Linked DNA regions of Homo sapiens: region 1 is linked to region 2. A link is a contact called in ENCODE Hi-C data. All regions are on one chromosome and are shown on one strand. The core of a region is the stretch at or near the end of the contact, and the rest is flanking DNA. Distances in the headings are between cores, read along the strand shown.

The links. A loop is a pair of places that touch in the nucleus more often than their neighbours do. Pooled maps may share reads with other maps.
Region 1: a loop to region 2 is called in a map of HCT116, with 3 times the contacts of the local background. The contact joins two enhancer-like sites. A Hi-C loop is called at or near these places in 5 of 168 maps with a recorded cell type or tissue (HCT116, IMR-90, PC-3 and 2 more) and 6 of 50 pooled maps.

Annotation. Positions count from the first base shown.
Region 1 is chr2:226,028,781-226,032,752 of GRCh38, reverse strand. No RefSeq gene overlaps it. Among named protein-coding and RNA genes, the nearest start is that of MIR5702, 630 kb to the left of the region's middle. Within about 2 kb of position 1,357, at least 27 of the 41 ENCODE cell types and tissues checked have a DNase peak (open chromatin) inside an H3K27ac peak, as active enhancers do; they include HCT116, where a contact is called at or near this core.
Region 2 is chr2:225,667,664-225,671,935 of GRCh38, reverse strand. All of the region lies in intron 7 of NYAP2 (neuronal tyrosine-phosphorylated phosphoinositide-3-kinase adaptor 2), which reads right to left. Among named protein-coding and RNA genes, the nearest start is that of NYAP2, 270 kb to the right of the region's middle. RefSeq lists a silencer at 3,184-3,233. Within about 2 kb of position 1,400, at least 2 of the 41 ENCODE cell types and tissues checked have a DNase peak (open chromatin) inside an H3K27ac peak, as active enhancers do; they include HCT116, where a contact is called at or near this core.

The sequences.
Region 1 (3,972 bases), core at 108-2,607, 360 kb before region 2:
GCTTCTTATTAGTCTCTGTTTTTCTCCACTGGAACATGTAATGATAATTCTAAAATTCCTGGTCGCGGTTATACGAATACACCTGCACACAGCTTCTGAGATGTGCTTGCTCTCGCCCTGCTCCATCACCTAGCTGCTCGTGATGCAATTCAGGCTATCCTTAGAAGAAAACCCACTAACAGAGACCACCCCTGGGTGGCAAAACCTGGTGACTCCTGTTAGGATTTGTGGTTCTTTCGGACAGAAAAATGCTCCTTAAACTGAAATCCTCTAGTGTTCAACAAATACAGCTGCACCATCATTTTAGTATTCAGGATGCAAAGTAAGTATCTCCCTAAGCACACAAGTCTATTTGAGGAGCACACATGTACTCATAGACACATTTCTACAGTCATGATCCTCTGCTGCTGCCAGTGTCTCAAGCATCATTCCTTTCCTCTCAGGAGACAAGGGGGACCAGAGAGAGGGAGAGCTGAGATTTCATCCTTTCTCAGTCTTGGTATGCAGGCACAGGCACTATAAGAATGTGGTAGGTTGGCTAAAGCTATTTGTTTGCTAGATTTCTCAGAGTTCAATGAGATCATTTTTGTCATTTTCCCTGTGCTCCCCTGTATTTTCCAAAGATCTGCCAGCTTCCAACAACACTCTCTTTCTTCCCATTGGAAATGGAAACGAGTCCTCTGCAGGAATTTTCCACTTAACAGTTCCCCCTTCCCTAGCTGGGGCCTCAGCGCACCAGCCTGTAATGCTGTATTTCTTTCCACTGCAGTTTGACATTTTTGAGCCAGCACAATGAGTTGTATTCAGTCATTCTAAGTCCCCCTCCTTCTACATTATCTTTTTTTCTTTAATAATGCATACTTTCGAGCAATTTCAGAAAGAGAGCAAAGGCTTTTAAGCAACATTACATTTAATTAGTTATGTCACTGTCATCGAATCACCAGAATCCTTTGAGTCATCCCCGCCACCTTTTCCCCCACCCACACACCTCACCCCATAATTTTCCGGTCTCCCAGCCCCCTTCTCTGTCCTTCTGGTAAGTACATTAAAGACAAACCTCATGGTCCATATACTTTGCTTAAAATTGTTTGCCTTTGCAAATCATTTCCTTTAAATAATATTTACAAACTATATATCATTGCCTGACACGATGATAAGAGGGCACATAGATTGCTTATAATCTCAGCTGTAAACAAGAAACGGGGACGTGAGCTTGGAAATGTGTTCCATGCCCTGTCTGGACGCAGCCGCATTTGCAAACGCGCGCAGCTGAGCCGGAGCTGGGTCGCATCCGCAGCCTCTCTCACAAACACTGCAGCCAGAGACCAAAACGCTCAAGTCCAGGGAGTCTGCAGGGCAATCCCAAGTCCCCGAAGGGGGAAGGGAAGCGGAGGCATTGGGGAAGGGGGGTGTGGGTCAGCAAAAGCTTGCATCCAGAGGAAAACAATGCTCGCCTTCCCGAAAGCAAACGGCAGAACCTGCGAACACAGATGCCTGCGGGATCCGGGCTCCCGTGCGGCCGGGGAGAGGGCGGCGGGTGCAGGGGCAGGGCGGAGCCTCCCCTGTCTGGCCGGGTGGTAGCTTCTCAGACAGCGAGGGCCCAGGGGGTCACGCCAGCACAGTGGAGGGTGTCTCAAAAGGAACTGGGATTCTGCAGAGAGGGGAGGAGGGAGGAAGAGGGGGATTTGTTCAAGCTGGGAGGGTGGGCCTCAGGAAAAAAGAAGAAAAAGAAGAAATAGATTAATGCTTTGCAGGACACCTGGGGTATTTCTTTCAGTGGGTATTACTTCCACTTTTAGGCAGGAACAAGAGCTGGGAGGAAAACAGCAGCAAGGGCTGACAGCTCCAAGGTGATCAAAGGGGACTGCGTGAACGGCTTGCTCTGCCAGCCGTTTATTAGAAAGAGAGGGGTGCTCCTGGGCCACGCTGGCGGGGGAGAGGGATTAAGATCAAATAGAAAGAGATCGGCCTGACTCCTTTATGCAGGAGAAAAATGCGCGCATATATATTTATATATTTATATGTTTACATGTATATTTATATTCAAAGAATGCTGTCCACTACAAGATCCACTCCTTCCCATAGCCCCCCACCCCACCCCCCACACACAGGCGCGCGCTCCTCACACATGTAAAGGAAGGAAATTCCACCCTTTCTTTCCAAATGTTGTTACTTCTGCTTTCTCAGTGCTTGAAATATCACATGATGAATTATCCACTGGGGGACATTTTTATACTGAGGCACCACCCCCCCCCCCCCTTTGGGGAACGCTAACTTTGTGTGAGTCTGATTTACCTCAGAAATAACGTTTAACGCACTCCTGGGATTTGGAAAGAACCTCTCTTTCTATAGATAACAGGGCAAAGTGTTAAAATGCAGGTCACTGGTGCGAGAGATATCCTGTTGTAAAAACGGTGACCTCCAGAAGTTTTGGGAAGGATGGCAGCGGAGCCCTCTACATGTAGAAAGAACACAGATGTTGCTCTCGCAACAAATGCATGAGAATGGTAGGTAGGCAGCTGCCCAGCATATATAATGCAGTTTCTTCCCTTGTGAGATATGATCTTTATACCTAGAGATGCAATAAAGTTATTAAGGGGCCTGAATGGAATGAGAAAGACCTTGTCATATGATAATGACTTTATTTTGTCTAAGCATCAGTTACTCTCTCCTCTCTCTCTCACAAGACTTTTTATCAGCTACAGCTTTACAAGAAAAAAAAAACAGCAGCAACAAGCAAACTAAATTTTACGCAAATTCACAGTTTGAAATCTCCACACCCTAAATCTTACATTTAATCATAAAGTGTTAAATTTTAATGTATTCTTTTAACACAGCACTAGCATTTTGTCAAAGATAGGCATAGCCAGGAAGTTCAGAAGCTTTTCTTACAGTTAGAACAGGTGTGCTTTGTTTTTCCCTTAAGAAGTCTTTAACTTTACTGTTTTCTCCAATATTAGGGAGGTTTTTTAATATCTATTGTTTATTTTTCCAATTATATAAGAAAATATTTTTATCGTAGAATATTTACATAATGTAGGGCTATACACATTAAACAATGAAAATCTTTTATGAAGTCCCACTTTCCCAAATGATTCCCTTCCCCAGAAGTAAATTCATACTTCCCCACAATAGTATTCATCCAACCCTTATAAAATCCATCCAGCCCTTGTAAATATTTTTATATGCATAGATGTATATATGCAATCATATAAATTTTAGAAACCTACAAATTCACTCATACTATATGTTTTATTCTGTGAAGTGATTTTGTTCACTTACTACACCAAAGAGATCTTTTTTAAAAAATCAAGACCTATAAATCTATCTCATTTTTGACGGGTGCATAACGTTTCAGGATTTATTATTACATTATTGATACATAATGAGGGTATTTCCAGCTTTTTGTTATTATAAATAATACTGAAACTGACATTCTTAGGTATACATCTTTGACCATACATGCTAGTAATTTTATAGGCTAGATTGTACTGAAATCCATAAGTGAAAGGATATATGCATTTTAAATTTATGGATACTACCAAAGTTCTCTCACAAAGAGCAAAAACGATTTATATTCCACCAAGTTGTCTGTGACTAGACTATTGTTTTGCACAGTCTCTCAATCACTATTTGTTATCAATTAAAAAATGTTTTGTCAATATTTTGTAAAAAAAAAAAAACTTGTTTTCTCACTTGCCTTTTTAAATTACTACTGAGGTTGAACAAGTCTTACCTACACTGGACATTTGTGTTGTTTGTTTGTTTGTTCTGAGTTGCCTGTTTACGTATTTGCCCCATTTTTTCTTTGGATCTTTCTTTTTCTTCATGATTCTAAGAAATTCTTTACCTATAATGAACACCTTTGTTTCTTTTGCTTAGTGTAAATGTTTCTCTTAGCCTGTTGTTTATCTTTTAACTTGGAATGTGGAAACTTCATCATAGGGACATTTGAATTTTTGTGTAGCCAAA
Region 2 (4,272 bases), core at 151-2,650:
ATGTTGAGACCTACTGCACAGAAAAAAAAAGAATTCCTTTCAAAATATTACTGTTCATTGACAATGCACCTGGTCACTCAATAGCTCTCATGGAGATGTACAAGGAGATTAATGTTTTTATGCCTGCTAAGATAACATTCATTCTAAATCCATGAATCAAGGAGTAATTTTGACTTTGAAATCTTATTATTTAAGAAATCTATTTCATAAGGCTATAGCTGCCACAGATAGTGATTCATTTGATAAATTTGGTAAAAAAAAGTAACTTAAAAACTTCTGGAAAGGATTCACCACTCTAGATATCATTAAGAACACTTGTCATTCATGGGAAGAGTTTGAAATATCAACATGAACAGGAATTTGGAAGAAGTTGATCTCAACCTTTTGGATGACTTTGAGGCACTGAAGGCCTCAGTGGACTGCAGATGTGGTAAAGTGGAAATTATAACAAGAAAACTAGAATTAGAAAGGGAGCTTGAAGAAGTAACTGAATTGCAGCAATCTCATGATAAAACTTGAACACATGATGAGTTGCTCTTTAGGGATGAACAAAGAAAGTGGTTTCTTGAGATGAAATGCACCCCTGGTAAAGGTGCTATGAACATTGTGGAAATGACAAGAAAGGATTTAGAATATCACATAAGCTTAGTTGATAAAGCAGTGTCAGGGTTTGAGAGAAATGACTTTAATTCTACTGTGGGGAAAATGTTCTCAAACAGCATCATATGGTTTGGCATAGGTAAAGGAGGGAAAAAGAAAAAAAAACAGCATTGCATTCTACAGAGGAATCTTTTGTAAAAGGAAGAGTTAAATTGATGTGGCAAACTTTGCTGTTGTCCTATTTTAAGAAATTGCCACAGCCACCCCAACCTTCAGCAACCACTACCCTGATCAGTCAGCAGCCATCAACACTGAGGAAAGACCTTCTACTGGCAAAAACATAGGACTTGATGCAGGCTCAGATGATCGTTAGCATTTTTAGCAATGAAGTATTTTTTTAATTAAGGTATGTACATTGTTTAGACACAATGTTTACACTTAATAGACTGGATTATAATGTAAAAATAATTTTTCTATGTACTGGAAAACCAAAAAATTATTGAGACTTGCTTTATTGCAATATTCACTATATTGCCATGGTCTGGAATTGAACCCATGATACCTCCAAGGTATGCCTGTAAACAATCCAAAGAAATCTTAGCAATATTGATTTTAATACAGATCCCTGTCATTCCAAAACACATGATAAACAATGAATTACTGCTTGATGCTGCCAAAATGATTGCTGAAAGCCTATGTAGGAATTTTTTTTTTTTTTTTTTTTTTTTTTGGAAAATACTGAAGACGTTTTCCCAGGAAGGACATAAACTAATGCAATAGCACCCCTTTGTGGTGACATAAGGCTATAAAAATCATAACCAAGACCATTAATTTGTAAGGGTCTTTTTTAGAATTTCCTGCAGAATTACATTGAAATGGCCTAAAGACTCATTTAGTAATCCTTTCCTTTCTCTTAGGCAGAACCACACTACTATCATCTCACCAATATGGAAATTTACTGTGGTTTTAAAGGTCTCCAAAGGAAAGATTGCATGACCTCTCCCCGTACAACATTCCAGGGTTCTGCTTTCAGGTCTAATAAAAATAACTTGACACACGAGCATGCACCCATTTCCTCTAGTTAAACCTGCCTCTTTGGTTGAGATGAGAACCAGATGGCTGTTATCCTTTTTATTCCTTGGCATCTATGTACACCAACTGTGAAGGCCAAGGATACAGAACCATAGCAAGATTGTACAAAATGGATTTGGTCAGAGGAAGTAATCATGACCTATCTATAAAACCTTCCAAAGTAGGGCCTGCAAATACCACTTCTGTTTGGAGCAGAAAGTGTTTTAGTGGGCCAGAATGTGCAAAGCACATTTCTTCATTTGAAGAGCTCTTCATCTTCCCCTCATGTAAGGTGAATCGCTGCAACCTGGGTGTACTTCATAACAACCCGACTCTCCTTGGAGGAGGTGTGCTCACACTGCTTTCAAACAACTTGAGTCTTTGGAATGATCGTATCTATTTATTTAACCTTCTTGCCCTTTGCACATCATCTGACTGCTGGACAGAACGGAAATAAAAATTGTTATTTTTCTCTTTTTAAAGTCTAACACAATTACACATTTTCTACTACTGAACTGAATGCTACTTTGAATTTTCTCCATTTCAGCATTTTAAATATTAATAAAATTTTGATTTTTTTGTTATTCACTTTAGCAGTTCCCAGTGGTTTTCAAATTATAGAACAAACTGAGCTCTTCCCAGAACATTCTGGATATTTGTTTTCATAGGGTTGACATTACAATACTGTGTTTCTTTCTTCCTTTTTTTTCTCACTAAATGATTTTTTAAATTGTAATCAAGAAAAATAAGTTGTTGAAAATGTAAGCTGCCAGTTTTATCTCTAGTTAGGGTTTATTTTTGTAACACATAATCAGTTGAAATATATAGAGATTAGCTTTGCCCATTTTTGTCCATACGAATGAGCTTTTAAGGGATGAATTAAACAATGGTGTCTTATTTGTAGTAGGTAGAGACGTGATGTGCAGAAACCTACGTTAAGGCCTTTCATTTTAAAACAATACAGGGTAATAAAAGCCAAATTCACGTGCCATAATGACTTTTGATCTCTTTTGTAAAAAGAAAGAGATAGAGTCATGAAAAATAGTAATAATTAACATCTGCTCTGTATGTTCATGTACCACATGCTTTATGCCTCAGGTAGATAACATACATTGTAAAAGAACAGCCAACTTCATGTTCCTGCCTGAAACCTCACTGTAAATAAAATATGAGTCAGACATTCATTATGTAGTTTTTGGTATTCATACTTGTCCTTAATCATCCTCTATTACGTCTGTAGTTAATGCATATGCAATCAATTTTAAGCCATTAGCAGCAAAAAAAAAAAAAAAAAAAAAAAAAAAAAAAGCAGGGGACACCAATTAGGACACAATTTTTTTCTTTATTTATTCCTGTGTATGTAATTACCTTACATTAATAGTTTGACTTGTCAAGTAATTTCTAGCCCAAATGAATGGAGACATGTTAACTTTGGAGATCCTCTCCCTCCCTCTAGTGGTGATGAACTGCACAGGAAATCTTCAGTATGTGTTTGCTCTATAATACCCAGGAGAGTGCAGCTGACACACACACAGGAAAGGACAGTGCATTGAGAGTAAGAAGAGAGGGGTTCAAGGCCGAGATCTGCCATTACTCTGTGAACTTGAGATTTCACTTGGCCTTTTGTTTCTCAGTTTTCTCATCAGAGATGGGATAATGATTATGATTTGCAGGACTGTTGTGATGGTCACATGAGAAAACATTAGGTCAAATATATTTAGACATCGATAAAACATAATTAGATTTCTTCTTTTTCTAAGAGAAAATACAAGAAACATAATATACTCAATCCACTGATCTGATCCTCTAATGGAAAATCTGAGGCAGCCCCCATGGCCTCAGTCTCCTGGTACGCAGAGTATATAGAGTAGACAAATCTAGAGAGAGTCTTATTGATGTTGTGTTCAAACATCAGTCCCAGTGATGAAACCAACTGATGTCATCTGCTGTGTGACTCTTGGAGAAGGTCATCACATGTAGTTTTCTTGCTAAGCATGGTGAACTCAAATCTAATCACAAGAGAACAATCAGACAAAGGGACATTCTGGAAAAAAAGCAAAATCGTTCTGGACTCTGAAAATGTCACTTATCTTGAAAGACTAATGAGGTTGGGAAGTATTTGTGATTCAGGAGATTTGGAGAAACAAAGAAAGAAACTGAAAACTATATGTAATGTCGTATCCTTGATTGGATCCCAGACTGGGGAGGGGTATAATATTGGGGCCCTTGTAGAGATTTGAGGATTCCCTTTATATTAGATGATAGTAGGTAGTAGTGAATTATTATAAATTACCTGACTGCTTTTTTGAGTTTGATTGTTTAGAAGAATACACTCGGTCTTAGGATAGTCATGTTCAAATATTCAGAAATGAAGTGACATTATTTTAAAAAACTGTATGTGTTTAAAAGCACACACATTATACTAGTCTTCCAACCGTGCATCTGTAAAGCATCTCTATTAAGGTATCTCTATTAAGTAGTTTCAAAAGGAAAATATGAAACAAATGATTGCTCTTAGGTATTCTATCCATTGAAGATTCATTTGGGTTAAGAATGCCCTCTTTTGTAATGCTAATTGTTCAGGGAAGGGCTCTCTTCTAC